2 separate regions of the Mus musculus genome follow, and region 1 is linked to region 2. The links are chromatin loops, found by intact Hi-C in ENCODE. Cell type or tissue: left cerebral cortex. All regions are shown on one strand.

Region 1 (8,000 bases), 53 kb before region 2:
GGCGGGGGCGGAGGGTGCTCTGGGAATAGGTTCTGGACACCAGGACAGCTTGGGAGAGAGAACAACATGGAAAAGGTGGAGCAGGATGAGGGTGGCAGGCATCCAGGCGTCAGCGGTGTGACATTGGACTGCACACACATGGGTGATCGTCCCAACCAAGGTGGGCACATGAGAAGGACCCTGTATAGGACATAGCCTCTACTCTGCAGCCACGTGACCCGAGCCAGACCCACTGAGTGCCGTGAGGATTACTTGGCCTCAAGCCCTGGTCAGAGAAGGTGACAGGCAAGCCAAGACGGGCGGGCAACAGACCCCTGCGGAGACCCCCGTACGACCCCACCTCTGCTGAGATCATTGCCATCAAAGGTTCCTGTGACCGGGTAGCAGGATGAGCCATCACCCCCACACTGCAGACACTTGTCCTCCTGCTTGATTGAGTCTAGCTTGTGATCACAGCCAACCACCTGCGGGGAAGGGGGGGGGGAGGTAGAAAGTAAGCAAGGTGGGATAGAACAGGAGAGGCAGGCTCAGGATTCCAAATGCCCCGAGGCAGGGCAGCAGGGCACGGAATGGCTCAGACCCGTCCCAGCTGCCACTAACCACTCCCTGCCTCCCTTAGGCTGACAGGACAGAGAGCTGAGACCAGGCTGCTATGAACTCAGATGCTGGCAGACTGGTGTAGTAGAGGCCTGGGGCTGCCATCTTGTCTCATGCTCATGAGGAGAGCCTGCCCGAGTCTGAAGCTGACCCAGAGGAGAAGGAAGCACGAGATGGGTAGAGAATGTCTAGCCCATGGCTTCTACAGCCACCCCTTCCCATTTGGTTGGGTTTGGTTGAGGGCAGCTTTAGACATCCAGAGAGTTTCTTTGATGAGGTTAGTGTTCTCAAGGACAAAGCTGAGGTCGTCAGAGAATATCCGTGATGACTGCATTGCATTCTGGGAACTAGGACTTAAGCCACCAAACTCCTGACAGCCACTTGGTCCCACTGATGCTGGAAGACATCACCCATAATAGTCCCCCAGCCAGCTGGGAGGGGGCAGCACTCACTCGGCAGACTCCGTCCACACAGATGTCCCGCTGGCCAGGCTCACAGGGTGTCCCATCCACCACGGCGTCCTTGTGTTTGTAGTAGAAGTTCTGCCCCTTGGGAATGCAGTTCAGCTCACACTTATTAGGGGCTGGGTGGGCAAGAGGAGAGAGCTGACATCTTGGCACCGAACTGTGATGGTTTGAATAAAAACAACACCCCCCCACACACACAGGCTCATGGATTGAAAACACTTGGTCCCCAGTTAGTGGTGCTGTCTGGGGAGGTTGTGGGACTTGGTGGGGTGGTGTACACCACTGAGTGTGGACTTTCAAAGTTTCCAGCCTCCTTGCCTCAACTCTGGCTTGAGTTCTCTTATTGTGTGTGGTTGAAATATCAATCAGATCCCTACACCAGCCACCAGCCATTACAGACTCTCTCTCTCTGCAGTCACAAGTCCAAATAAACTCCTTTGCAAGCTACCTTTTAATGGTGGGTTTTTTGTTGTTGTTGTTGTTGTTGTTGTTGTTGTTGTTGGTTGGTTTTTTTTTGTTTTTGTTTTTTCGAGACAGGGTTTCTCTGTGTAGCCCTGGCTGTCCTGGAACTCACTTTGTAGACCAGGCTGGCCTCAAACTAAGAAATCCGCCTGCCTCTGCCTCCCGAGTGCTGGGATTAAAGGCATGTGCCACCACGCCCAGCTTCAATGGTGTTTTATCATAGCAATGAAAAGAAACTTAACATCTGTTGGGGGCTGGGTGGGCAAGAGGGTGGGAGGCTGATCCCAGAACAAGGCCTTTTGAGAACCCCCAAGGGAGGCAGCAGCAGCTGGGAGTACACCCTTGCCAGGAGTGAAGGCTTTTATAGCAATTCCCCGCCATCTGTAATCGGATCGGATGCCCTCTTCTGGAGTGTCTGAAGACAGCTACAGTGTACTTACATATAATAAATAAATAAATCTTAAAAAAAAAGAAAAAGAAAAGAAAAGATCTATTGTGCTTTAATAACTGCCTACAGAGCAGGGCGGTGCTGCTTACCTGCGTAGTAGGGCAGCCACCGGTAGCGCCGACCCTGGAAGTCGGTGCCGTCGAACTCTGCACACTGCTCGGCCCGGAAGTCCCGCACGCCGTCTGGGCAGCTCTGCACGAGAACATGTATGTCAGAGAACATGGGTGCCAGCGTGGGCACTGAGGCGGCTAAGGACCTCCCCTATCCATCTTCCGTGTCCTGGAGCCCTGGGTCCTGCGCTTCTGCCCCACCCACTCCTGTCCCAGGAGAGGCTTCTTGCTCTCCCTAGGTGCCTGGCAGGTCGAAGGCGGGGCGTGAGGAGGGTAGGAGAGAGGCGGCCGGGGATGGGGTGGGGAGGGACACGCAGGCTTTACCTCCGTGTGGCAGGTGCGGTGGCTGCGCGCGGGGCCCACGCAGCTGGTGCCTCCGTCTCTCCTGCAGAGCGAGAGCATCAGGAAGACCCCAACGTTCCCCACCCGTTCCTGGGCTCTCATGGCCTCTCCACGAGGCGTCCTGGTGGGCAAGGCTGGCCCAGAGTCCAAAGCAATTGGGGGCTGGGGGTTGCACTCGGACCTAAATCCCTTGGATGGGTGTAACCAGACTATGTTTTATGGTTCTTAGGCTGACCGTCCCTACCCTTGACCTGATTCCTGCCACAAGGCCCTTGAACTCTACCTGTGGATTCAGTCTGCAATTTGGTAATAAATAATCCAGGATGTTAGAAGTTCTGTTCTTTTTCTGTTTTATTTTTTTTGGGGGGGTAGGGTGGGGTGGGAGGGGGAGCGGTTGAGATATTTTTGTTTGCTTGTTTTGGGTTTTGTTTTTTGTTTTGTTTTTTTTTCAAAACAGGGTTTCTCTGTGTAGCCCTGGCTGTTCTGGAACTCATTCTGTAAACCAGGCTGGCCTTGAACTCAGAGATCTGCCTGCCTCTGCCTACCAAGTACTGGAATTAAAGGCGTGAGCCACTACCGCCTGGTTGATATTTATTTATTTATTTATTTATTTATTTATTTACTTACTTATTTATTTATTTATTTATGTTTTGTGAAACTAAGTCCCAGGTTAACTCTGTAACGGAGGAGGACCTTGAACATTTCATTATCCTGACTCCACTTCCCTAGTGCTGAAAGGACAGTCATGTGCCAGACTCCCATAGGTTCTCGGGAACCAGTTCACAAAAACGCCAGTAGGAGGCGCCTCATTACCGTTCCTTCGTACCCGACCCCCTCCTTACAGTTCCCATCCCAGCACAGGGCACCGAGTAAATTCTTAATAAGTCACTTGTCAGGAAAGGGTCCTCTGCACTTGACAGAGCAGCTGAGAGCAAAGAAACCTTAGCAAGTAGGAACTGAGGACGGCCGCTGTTCATTAACTCTGCAAATGAAGCTCCCACAACGCCCCCCACGGCTCCTACTCCACCCCATTCCACCCCTAACCCCACCACCACGACCACCACTCCACTACCACGACCACCACCCGCCAGCGGGAGCACTAGGCTTAAGGCAGAGGAAGTAAACCCGGCTCAGCTCCTCTCAATCAAGGCTAAATTAGAATCCCGGGTGAGTACACATGGGAAATACTTGTTTTCCTGTATGCCTCATCGCTCTTCCACAGTGAATCTGCCGCATAATGACCCTGATGTCAGGCTCCCAGCCAGCAGCCAGACATTCCTCACTTGGCCCTCTTTTAAACTGCTGCCAGGCTCTAAGCTTTCCCTCCCTACCTCTGGGAGTAGCAGGGGCGCTCCCGGAAGCTGATGCCTCCTCCACAGGTCCTGCTGCAGGGGCTCCATTCGCCCCAGGTGCCCCAGGTGTCACTCTGGCGCCTCACATTTCGAGCCTGTGAAAAACACGCTCGGGCTGTTACTGTGACTCACACCTCTCTCCCCACCCCCTCGCTCGCCCAGAGCCCTGCAGAGGTCCCCCTACTAAAGATGCTCCCCAATCAATTCAAAGAGCCTAGAGGCTTCCAGTACTGCCTGGTTAGGACACAGAAGCGCCTCTGGGTAGTCCTAATATTCATTGCAAACTTAACCTGCTGTCTAAGTAGTGGGAGGGAGAGCCAGCCTAGGTGTGACTGGCACGGTCAGCTGGGAAGAGCCTGCAGTTTCAGGAGGCCTGGAGGAGGGGCTCTGCACTGAGTCCAGGCATTTGTGGGTCCACTCTATCGCGGAAGAAGGGGGGTGGGGGACCGAGGACAAGGGTCCTTTGAATCATTACTCTGGGCCTGTCATTTTACTCCGCTATGGTCTGTGTACTTATCTAGCCAGGTGGCCACGTGTTCTGGGTGTCTTCTGTTTGCCAGATGTGGTGCAGAGGAGGCCTTCTCCCCTGACGATGCTATACTATGGCAAGTTCAGAGCCTGGCTTGGTGTCCCTAGAATGGAGTCTGTGGATCAACAGACCTGTCCCTTTCCAGAGACACCTATAAGGGTGGGGCAGATTGCAGCAGGTCCTCAGGCAGGTGGGGCTCTCTCTGTTCATAGAGTAACCCCAAGACAGGACAGAACTTCAGTAGGATTCCCTGGTTGAGCCTCTTCTGCTCTAGATGTAAGTGAGCTCACTTCTAGAAACTTCTACAGTTCTGGTCGATTAAACTAGGAGCTTGATAATTTTGTCCTCTGTGGGTTGGGGGTGTTCCTGTTAATCTGTGGGCTCCTGGAGGCGTCCCAATATGCATTTCCCTTACCCCTTACAAGAGAATCTTACTCTTAACTTCCTGTAGCTTCCTGGCCCATCCCTAAGTTCTCATCAGTGGTACATAAATACAAGTGTTGGGCGGCGGTCTGGAGTACCCTGGAGAGTGAATGGACATCTGTCCTCCTCTCCCCCCGCTGCCCCCACCCCCCACTCCTTCCACTGGAAAACCCCGCGTGATGTCTAGAGTGGGAACAACCCTTCAGACTGGGCACTGACTTGGGAATAAGATCAGGCCTCAGACTGTGGGGACTCTGTGAAATGAACCAGCTGTGAACTTCTGGCCCTGAGTGTTTACACGAGATCTAGTTTGCCTTCTTGAAATGACACCATGGAAGTGTCATACTGGATGTGACACCTCGCAGCCAGAATCACATGGCCACATGGTACACACATTCTCTCACCTAAGCCTCGTAGCTTAATGGCTCCCAAAGAGCATGACACACATGAACAGCAGGAAAGCCAAGGCCCCACACACTACAGACCCAAGAGCTCATCCTACAGCTGTGTCCCCACCTGCCTGGGGGAACAGGCAGCCAAACGAGACACTGGATCCTAAGCAACTAGACAGGGGTGCCGAGCGAGAGGCAGGGCATAAGCTGTAAACACGTCACAGTGAAGGGGGACTTCACTGTGAAGTGTCATCATATGAAACTTTTGGAAATATAAGTCCCATTATTTAGAAGGAGTCCAAGTGTGAACAAAGAGAAACAAGTCCTTCCCCAACGGGGAGCCTCCCAGCCTGAGGCGAGCAGGGAAGGTTGCTAATGTCCAACACAAGTCTCTCATTACTCTTGGTTTTATAGACCACAGTTTGGAAGCAGAGCAAACCGCACTAAACTCGCTGAGCCACATGAAGCCAGGCAGAGGTCAGGCAGACCAGAGGTCTCACCTCTCACTGTAAATCATCGATCCTCTCCTTCAGTTCTCGCTAGAACAGAACCTCCAAGTTTCCAAACCAGTGACCCAAAGTGCTCAGGTGCTCTGGCAGTGAAATGCAAACTGGTTTTGTTCGGCTTGAGTTTCTGTTTTAAAGTGGGGCGCTTACTGTATAGAAGGTGTGGGGGTGGCTTTCCAGACTGAGATTCTAGCCTGCGTGATATCCAAGCCTTGCTGTCACGTGGTAAGTACTAGGATGTGGCCCTCACATGACTGGCTACCGCTGGCCCTGCCCATCGTCTATTTAGATATTTGTCTAGGTCTCTTGGTGCAACAGCCCCTGGAAATCCAACTCTTCTGGAGGCAAGATAAGGCCAACTCATGCGTCCACAGCTCTGGCCACCGAGGCATTTTTGGTTGTCTTACAGGTAGGGGAGTGGTCTGAACTTAGGGCTCTCTAGAGGCCACACTCCTGCCGGGTGCCCTATAAAGGCATTCCTTGCTTCCCGAGACCAGCACCTCTAAGGTAGAGGCCTCCTGCCTGCATGTGTATGAGCCCTGGTCTGTACAATGCTGAACCACGCCCCCTGCATCTTTCCACCCACATCGGGTCACAAGAGGCATGAGCACATTTCGTTCTCTGTGTAATTATCTAAACCTCAAGCTGTGTGGTGCTATGAAGCCAGGAGCTGGTGTGGCCCAACCCTGCTCTGGGCCTGTCCCCGCCTGTCCCATGCTCTCCGCACCCCTCCCTTCCTCCAGTTCCAGATCCAGCTCAGTAGCCCCCTTTCCTGCCTGTGTCCACGAGGCCCGGCTACCTGCTGGGCACCAGGATGAGTGTGGGAAGGGGACAGAGACTACAGGGCAGGCAAAGGGATTCGCAGCCTTGCTTTTGATCATCAGTCCAGCCATTGTGCTAAGTTGATTAATCAGCCCTGACAGGGATCCTAGGGTGATCAGGACCCCATGGTGGATCCTGCCACCAGTCAGAGGCCACTGAGCAGTGACCCTGGATCAAAACTCTCAACCAGAGGACAGGGAAAGAACCCAACCTCATCTAGGCCTTTCATGCTGGGAAGAAGGAAGGAGAGGGTGAAGCAGAAGGCCCCATGTGTCCCCTACATGGGAGAAGGGACCTCATAGAATCCAGTATGCTTCCCAATCATTGATTCATCCATGAGACAACTTATGGTGTGCACATTAGATCAGCCAAATCCCAGGGGGTTATAGCTTGAAGCATGGGACAGGCTTCGAGCAGCTGTCCTGGAGTGGCTCTGGGATTTCACCCTGGGGATTTGATGCTGACACGGGAACCCCTCCACCCAGGCTCTCACCAGCCTGTGCTGAAGGACCTCAGAGCAGGATCTAGGGAGTAAGGGCTATAGGCTGGCACAGATGACACGCCAGAAGAACGTGAGGAAGCGGGGCTGCAGCCCACTAATGGCCTGACAGAGGGCAGAAGTCACTGAAAACCCTGCTATGCTGTTACAGAACTGAGTTTGCAATCAAAGTAACCTGACTGTTCAGCTCAGTAAGAATTTAAAAGGCCAGCCTTTAATCCCAGCACTTGGGAGGCAGAGGCAGGTGGATTTCTGAGTTCGAGGGTATGAGCTTTTGGGGGGCTGCCCCGTGCCGACCACTATCACCCACTCCTTTGCCTGCCCTTTTCATCTCCACCCATATTACTATAGAGGCAGCACTGTCCCTTCTCCTCCCCAGGGTAGCAGTCCTAGCTCTTTGAGACTTTTGAGTCCTAGCTCATTTGGGCCTGCCTGAGGGATGGGCAAGACTGTGGTCTCCCTTGTGGGGTGATTTTTAGGGTAGAATGGGGCCTGTGTTCTCTGTTCTGCTCAGCACCCAGCTCTGCAGATCCCTCTGTCCCCAAAGGGTCCCTGTCTGGCCTTATGGCTCCAAGAAGCCTTGTTCCTTGGGCTTCCCTCATGAAAACTGATACCTGATCACCATTCAGCTTCCAGAATCCACCCTCGAGGTTTGCTCTAACCTGATAGCCATAGCCACCTCTAGTTCGAATTAAGCTCAAATCAACGCCAAAAGCTCCTTGGTTGTGCACATTTCAACTGTCCAAGAAACACATGGACCTTGTGGCCGCCTCCTGAACCTCAAAGAGAGGGAGAACATTTCAGCCATCTCCTTCAGGCAGAGGTTGGTGGGCTGTTCCCGGCGGCACATCTTTTCTCAATTAAAGGGAAGACGTCATGGTGAACGTTCTGTGACATTAGCCAGAGCCCAGTAGACTGGACTCCTCCTCAGCAGGCAGGAGAGCTAAGAGGAAACATTGGCTCCTGCAGACTGCCGTGTCCAGTTAGGGACCTAAGCACTCCAGTCAGATCTCCATGGTGCAGGAGCTGGGGAGCTGTCGGCTCAATTCTT
Region 2 (8,000 bases):
CATTAAAAAACAACACGAAACAGCACAGATGAACGAGGGTAGAAATAGAGTTGGGTACCAACATTCCAGATGTTTTCAAATTTAGCATAATTAAAACATGTACAGAACTGACCCAAATGTGAAGGCCAGGTCTAGCTGACAGAATTAAGCACGTTCTACGGTCTCTTCTCTGTTTACAGCTGCACCTGGAAGAACTCAAACCTCAGCTAGCTGCGGACTACGAGAGAAGGCAGGGAGCTAGGAAAGTGCAAGTGGCGTGGCTTCAGTAGCCTTTAACCCTTCCTTTCTGCTCACTTCCATGCAAGGCCTGCCAGAGCTGGCACTAGCAAGACAAGGGGAGATCCACTGGTCTCTCTTAAGCCAGCCACCAGCCACCCCCAAGTCGTAGGAAAGAGGAGGCTGGAGCCCTGCACTTAGGGAGAACAAAATCTTCATTCTGACGGGAGCCGGTGTTCATCAGGGTATGAGACGAGTCTTGTGTAGCTCCCTGACTTCCCAGCTTTTGGCCCTGACACCAGGAAACAGTCTCAGTGTCTAGCTGGAAGAACAAAGACAGAAAAGTCCCAAGAAACCAGAAATCCTATCTGGAAGCCATTCGAGTTCACTGCTCTATCTCCCAGGAAGCGTATGTGGCCGTGACTCTTGTTCTATTTTAAAAAGGTATTTTATGTGTATGGGTGTTTTGTCTACATGTATATTTATGCACTGTGTGTGTATGTGTGTTTGTTAGTCAGTCAGGGGCAGAGGCCAGAAGAGGGTGTCAAATTTTCCTAAACTGTAGTTACAGATGGTTGTGAGCCTCCATGTGAGTACTGGGAATTGAACTCATGACCTCTGAAAAAGCAGCCAGTGCTCTTAACTGCTGAGCCATCTCTCCAGACTCTTGTTTTCTAAATAGAGTTTCACTATGAAATTTCCTGGCCTGAACTCTTGACAGAACTAGTAATAAATAAAATACTTGATTTTTAAAAACTGAAAACAAAGTGCCCAAGATATAACCCAAATTATACAATATATAAATACTAGAAAAACCTGTTTATGTGAAAGAAGACTCAATAAACACGAACAGCAAGACAACACATATGTTCCAATTCTTAGGTGTAAATGAAGAAAAGAGACCAGGAGGGTACATCACTTCCCAACCCATTCTATGAGTTCAGCATTAACTTGAAAACAAAACAAAAATATATTTAAAAAACCCAAACAAACAAACAAACAAAAAACAACACTGCATCCCAACACACACATCCCATTCACATGTGCACTCTAACCACCGGTGAGACAGAAGGTCAAAACAACAGTTGGTGCCAAAGTAGGAAGACAACCCAGGATTTGAGGGGCATAGCAGCTGTAGAAAAGACAAAGATGGGAGGCGCTGAGACCCCACTCTGGCCAGGATAGGGCTGTGTGTGTGTGCCTGTTAGGTGAGGGCAGCTAAGAATGCATGCAAGTACCACTGAGAAATACCCTGTAGCCCACAACAATAGACATTATTTTTGCTAACCCTGAAAACGCTGAACTAAAATGAACCCATCTCTCTGTATTTATAAAAATACAGTGGACAGATTCTCTAAAATTTTCTATGTTGGAAGCAGAGGAGAGAGGGAGAGGGGGGAGAGAGAGAGAGAGAGAGAGAGAGAGAGAGAGAGAGAGTGAGTGTGTGTGTGTGTTTGTGAGTCTGCCTGCCAGGCAGAATCAAGGCAGGTGAGGGTCTGATGGCAGATTTCCTGGCCTGCTGAGGCATGGAACAATAAGAGGAGGTGCACTTGAGGCTCAAGGCAAGGGGCTGAAGATTCTATTGACCTTGGTGGAAGGAACAGGGAGGCTTTTGGATGAGAATAGATGTCACCTGTGTATTTTTCAGCAATTGTTTCTGTTAGCCTATGGCTTTGCTTCCCTCGGTACTGTAGTATAAGAAGGCTATGAGAAATACACTTGATGCTGGTGTGGTATTGACCTGCAGCCCTCCCATACCTGTCCCTTGCATATATTTTTTTTATCTTTCCTATGATCATCCTCACTCCCCCCTCATAGGACTGTTTTATTTTGAACTGGCCGCCCTGTTCCTTTCTAGAAGACACTAATCTTAATAGTTGAATACAATCTCAAATACAGTTAGAAGTGACAAAGAAAAGGAAAAATTCTTAGAAGCCCTCTTTTCCCTAAAAAAAAAAAAAAATTTTAAAGGAAAATAGAAATCAGGTCAGGTGGCATGAGGGTCAAAGGCAGTTTTTGGCATGTGCCAATCTTCAACTGCTCACGTGCATGCAAAATGACTCTAATAAACTCTTCAAAGATATAAACTCAAAATGACCAGAAATCACTCATTCACGGTATAAATCACCATGAGTAAAAGTCAATAGAATTATCCTTCCCCAAAACTTAAGATATCATAAAGACAGGAAACTAATAGGAAAAAAATTAAATCTGGACAAAAAGATTATACCCAAAATGATCTAACATCTTTAAAACAGACAAATATAAATTCTAGAAATGAAAACTATAACTACTAGATTTCAAGTAACAGTATTAACAAACCGTAGAAGATGCAAGGAAGTTGAAAATATACCTTAAGTACGGAAAGAGGGTGATGGGAGGGAGCATTAGCACTTTCATTAAAAGGACGAGGCATGGCTGAGTATTGCCTTTAATCCATGAGTCTGAGGCTAGCTTGGTCTACACATTGAGCTCTAGGACAGCCAGAATATGCAATGAGGTTCTATCTCAAAACAAACAACAATTAAAAAAGCCCCAAGACACTGGGGTACCTTTGTTTTTGTGGCACGTGAAATCAAGCTAAAGAAGTAGAAAGGCTAGCCTGGGGATGACTGGCCTAGAGGAACTTGGGAAAGGAAGTGACCAGTAAGAAAGAAGACAATGGATGAACAGGAGCAACATCAAAGCCAGCAAAGCAGGCCCCTGCACCCAGGCAGCAGATGTGCAGCTTGGTCTTCATGTGGGTACCCCAAAAACTGGAGCAGGAGATGTCCCCAAAGCTGTTGCCTATCTGTGAAATATGTTCCCTTCACTGGGCTGCACTGTCTGGCCTCAGTGGGAGAGGTTGCACCTAGACCTCAAAGACGTGATGTGATAGGGTGGGGGGAGACCCAATGGGGGCCTCCACCCTCTCAGAGGAGAAGGGGGAAGGGGACTGTGTGAGGGGAGGGCAGCAATTAGACTGTAAAATGAATTAAATAAATAAGTAAATAAAGTTTAAAAAAAAGTTAGCAAAGCAGACCTATTGAAGATAAGGGGATGGAGGATATGTGTTTGTAGATATCAAAGTAGAATTAATAAATCAACCAACAAACCATGGGTCCAATAAGCAATGACTTCTAGGCTGAAAGCACTGAATCAAAGTTGTCTTCAGGACAGCAAGATAGCTTTGTTGGTGAAGGCACTTGCTGGCAGGCGTGACAACTGAGGCAGGTCCTCTTGGATGACATTTATTTTCCTCTGATCTGAGACATTCCCTTTAGAAGCCTCAAACGAAATCAAAGGCCACATAGCTGAGGGAACAGAACCTCACAAGATTCCTGCGGCCCAGTCGGCAACAACATACAAAGGAGCAAACGACCGCTTGGGGTGGAGATTCTAGCAGCCCAAATGCAGAAAGGTAGCTGGGAGCTGCCCACAGCCATGCAGGGAGCTCCAGGGTGGCAGCTTTTTTTTTTTTTTTTTGGAGTGGCCCTCTCAGGGACAGAGCTGCTTTTGAATCATCCCTGCTCCTTGTAAGCAACCTCTCAGTGTAAGTATATCCTTGCCAGACAGTGTTAGCGCACGCCTTTAATCTCAGCACTCAGGAGGCAGAGGCAGGCAGATTTCTGAGTTCGAGGCCAGCCTGGTCTACAGAGTGAGTTCGAGGACAGCCAGGGCTACACAGAGAAACCCTGTCTCAAAAAAGAAAAAAAGAAAAGAAAAAAGTCTGTCCTTTGCCTCACTGGCTCGCTCGTCAGACCCCGGCTCAGTTGTTTTTACTTTGCTACTGAGTGCTACGCTCATCTTTTCTGGCGAGCAGATGTGTGCTGCAGGAAAAGTCTGTCACACAACATGGAAGGAGAGAAATGACTCCTGCAAACTCACCTCTGACTTCTACATATGAAGCATGGAACATACATGTCCACATGACATACACTATATAAACTTAATTTTAAAAAAATTTAAGGTTAGATCTGAGGGTACAAAATTAATCCAGAGAGTAAGTGATTTTGTTTCAAAGGTTTTTTTTTTTCCTTATGTGTATGCATGGTTTCCCTGTGCATGTGTGTATATGTATGCAGTAAGTGCCATTTGTGCCTGCCACCCCAGGAGCCAAAAGAGGTTGTTGTTGGATCCCCTGGAAACAGAGTGAGGAACGAATATGAGCCAAGACGTGGGAGTAGGAAACTAAATTCATCGGTTTCATGTCCTCTGCAAGAGCAGCCAGTGCTCCTACGGATAAACCATTTCTCCAGCCCTAATCAGGGCTCTCTGAGAAACAAAGGAGGGGAAAGCCTCCAGAGTCTGGGACTGGGTTGTGAGCCTGAGGGGAACTGCAGAGGAGGAAAGGAACCAAGGTCAGAACGCACACTAACAAGCCAATGGCGAGAGGATCCAGAAAAACCAAGTTTGCAAAGGCAGCGGATAGAACTAGGGAAGTATTGCCAAGCAGATAAACAGATTCCATGGGGGCGCCAAGGACCATGGCCTTTAGGAAAGAAGGACTAGGTTTGAGAGGAATTTTACATAATGCCTGTCAGTCAATCAAGGCCAAATTCTGAACGCGAATTCCCAAACTGATTCATTAGTCTCTGACCCACAGCAACTGTGACCCTGCCCCCACGCCTCATCTGGACAGCTGGGAAAGTAGGAGGTGTGCGCATGCACTGCTCGTGAGATGCCAAATGAAACACGGAGTACGCACATAGTCCATACAGTTGGCTTATTGTCATCAACAGATCAGTGCAGGAAAAACTGAAAACAGAGGCAAGGAGAGGTAGTTTACAGATGGTGGCCTCTTTCTCCATATGGAATGTAAAAGTACACAGAAACTAAGTAACTTCCCAAGATTACTAGGAAAAAAAACTCTCAGGAAATTCAATGCTGAGTCCACACCTCTGTATGTAGTACACAGGCAACTTTGAAAAATGAAAGGCAGGAAATCTGGAAGTGGGGGAGAATAAACGTGGAAGAAGGCAGAATTCTACCCCCAATAAAATCGTAAAAGGAGGCAAAAGAACAAGCCTGGTCCCTAATCAGCTGAGGTCCAGGATGTGTCCACTAAGGCCAAGAAAGGGACCAGGAGGTAAAGACTGGCAAGCAGACAGACACAGGTGCAGTGAGACGTGCGGAGAAAACCGCTGCACAACACGCTATTTGTCAGGTGGTGGCGGCGCAGATCTTTAATCTCAACGCTGGGGAGGCAGAGGCAGGTGAATCTTTTGAGTTTGAGACCAGCCTGGTCTACAGAGTGAGTTTGAGGCCAGCCAGGGCTACACAGAGAAACCCTGTCTCAAAAAACAAAACAAAACAAAACAAAACAAACCCCAAAGAAAAATCTAGGAGAAAATAATGTAGACAGAGAGTAAACTTCAATACGGAGAGTTAACATTTACTGTTCCTACTACTGAGGACGACCTGAAGATTCCATGACCAGTATTGATTTGTTGATTTTCTGAGGTTTGAGTATGAAGCATGTGCTGGGTGGCTGAGGTCCAGGACGCAGTTGCTTACTGAGGGAGGGAGGGAGGGAGGGAGGGAGGGGAGGAGGAGGGGGAAGGAGGGGGGAGAAGAGAGGGAGAAGAGAGGGGAGGAGAGGGAGAGAGGGGGACAGGCTGGGAGGCTGGGCCTGCATCTCTGCTGCAACTTCTCCCTGTGCCCATTGACCAAGGTAAGAAGCAGGGCTGCTCTGAGAGACTAAGCAAATGATGCTGGTTCTCAAGTGAGGGGCCAGTCACTACTGCGTTCAGTAGCAGCATCTGAAGGTGGCTTATGGGGCACTTAAATTCTATAGCACTATTTGTTAAGGACAATATATACAAAAGTCTTTGGAATGCCATAGGCACACTATAAATCAAAATACTGAAAACATGTGACCTTACATGAAAACACCTGTTTTCCATGTATGTCTTCTGGTACTTTCAACATGCTTCAGAATAAAAGGAAAAATAACTTAGATCCAAAATATAAGACACTTCCTCTTTGCTAGACCAAGTCAAGACAAGGAGGCTGTGAAGGGGCTCAGAACGTGACGCTTACAAGCTTGGAGATTTGATATCCAAAACCCAAGCAAAGATGGAAGGAAAAGATGCATTCCACAAAGTGGTCCTACCAACTGCACACGCACACTCTGACATGCACAGGCCTGCATACACATCTCCCCCGCCCCCAACTCTCCCACCCTTCCCCTCCCACACACACAAGGACAACCCATAGGCAGGTCAAGGCGGACAGCAGACTGCCTCGTGCTCACCTTGTAGCACCTGTATTTATACAGGACCACCAGGAGGATGGTCATAATGACAATGACACTGATCATGATGGCCGCATTCAGGATCGAGTGCAGGGCTCTTTGGCCTACAGTCTCAGTGTCTTCTGTGAATGGGGTGTAGATTCTACAGAGGGAAACAAAACACCAGAGTGTTAATGCATATGTCAAACAGCACACTCTTAAAACTGTAATTCACTGTGAGGTCTGCGGTTTAATGAGTCTTTTAGAAGGTGCCTTTTGCAGGTCATCAGTCAACCAAGGATATTTTTATTTGGTTGGTTAGTTTTTGACACAGAATCTAATAAGAAACCCCAAGCTAGCTTGGAACTCACCATGTAGCCCAGGCTGTACTTGAACACGTGATCTTCCTGCCTTTGAATTCCAAGTGTGGAGATTGTGGTCTGTACCACCCTAGCTCTAGGTAATATTTTTTTTTAAATGGTTTTAGAGCTTTGTTGTAGAAATGCAGGGGAAAGAGAGAAGGTAGAAAGAGAGAGAGAGGCCGGCCATGGCCATGTGGAGAGAGAGGGGAAGGGAGAGAGAGAAGGAGGGCTAGAGAGTAAGAAAGGTGAGGGCTAAAGAGAGGGAGGAGGGGTGAAGCAGCACTCAAATAATATTTTTAAATGTAGGCATATATTTTTATTTTAAATTGTGTGTGTGTGCATTGCGTGAATGTGGGCAGATGTTCATGAAGGGCAGAGGCACCCAATCCCTGAAGCTGGTTATGAGCTCTCTGACGTGGGTGTTATGGACCCCTCAGTACATCCACAAGAGTGGTGCACCCTCTTAACTGCTAAACCATTTCTCCAACCCTGTACCCAATAGTTTTTAGCTTAAGAAAAATAGCTATCCTCTAAAATAACGTCTTCTGAGTAAGAGGAAATAGACTATGAAGAGATGAACTCACAGGTAGGCACTGGCTCCATCTAGTGGATGCTTTGTTCTGAAATAATGATCTCACCCAAGGTTTTCTCCATAGCTTAATAGACTCTGTTAAATAACCAGATGCTGCCACAGTAACTACTAAGGCTGGACAACAGTTATTAGAGAGAGGTCACAGGGTTTAAGCAATGGTTTTTTATCTCTAGGGTGACCATTATTGGAGTTGTCTTCTCGTATTTCATTTACATAAAAATACCTTTTTTAAAAATATTTATTTTATTTATATGAGTACACTGTAGCTGTCTTCAGACACACCAGAAGAGTGCATCAGATCCCATTACAGAAGGATGTGAGCCACCATGTGGTTGCTGGGAATTGAACTCAGGACCTCTAGAGGAGCAGTCAGTGCTCTTAACTGCTGAGCCATCTCGACAGCCCCACATAAAAATGCCTTAATTCCAAGTGCCAAGGCTTCCAGCACAATGACCTTACTTCTGCCCTTACAGCAGGTGTGGCCATGAGACTGCATAGTGACCAAGGAACTCTGAACAAGCTATAGAGGTAGTTCCTGCAGGGAGTGCTCTCGGCTACATGATGCCTATGTCCCCTTCTCAACTCCCTCCTGCTGTCAAATGAAAACTGAGGCTCT

The links. Hi-C counts contacts between places; a loop is a spot of excess contacts. Peaks named below come from ENCODE experiments on the same cell type or tissue, not always from the same donor. Only the 100,000 strongest peaks of a DNase experiment are listed, where the experiment ranks them.
Region 1: a loop joins it to region 2, with 4 times the contacts of the local background. A loop is called at or near these places in 22 of 42 quality-filtered maps.

Annotation. Positions count from the first base shown.
Region 1 is chr12:83,766,288-83,774,287 of GRCm38, reverse strand. It overlaps Papln (papilin, proteoglycan-like sulfated glycoprotein), which reads right to left. Exons shown (of 27, transcript NM_130887.3): 3 at 3,758-3,873; 4 at 2,409-2,469; 5 at 2,064-2,166; 6 at 1,050-1,180; 7 at 341-464. Among named protein-coding and RNA genes, the nearest start is that of Papln, 6.7 kb to the right of the region's middle. In left cerebral cortex, a CTCF peak has its summit at 3,223 (motif pointing right); a DNase peak (open chromatin) is centred at 3,238.
Region 2 is chr12:83,713,357-83,721,356 of GRCm38, reverse strand. It overlaps Psen1 (presenilin 1), which reads right to left. Exons shown (of 12, transcript NM_001362271.1): 5 at 6,452-6,593. Among named protein-coding and RNA genes, the nearest start is that of Psen1, 29 kb to the right of the region's middle. In left cerebral cortex, a CTCF peak has its summit at 7,400 (motif pointing left); DNase peaks (open chromatin) are centred at 4,377, 4,863 and 7,399; H3K27ac peaks cover 1,325 bases.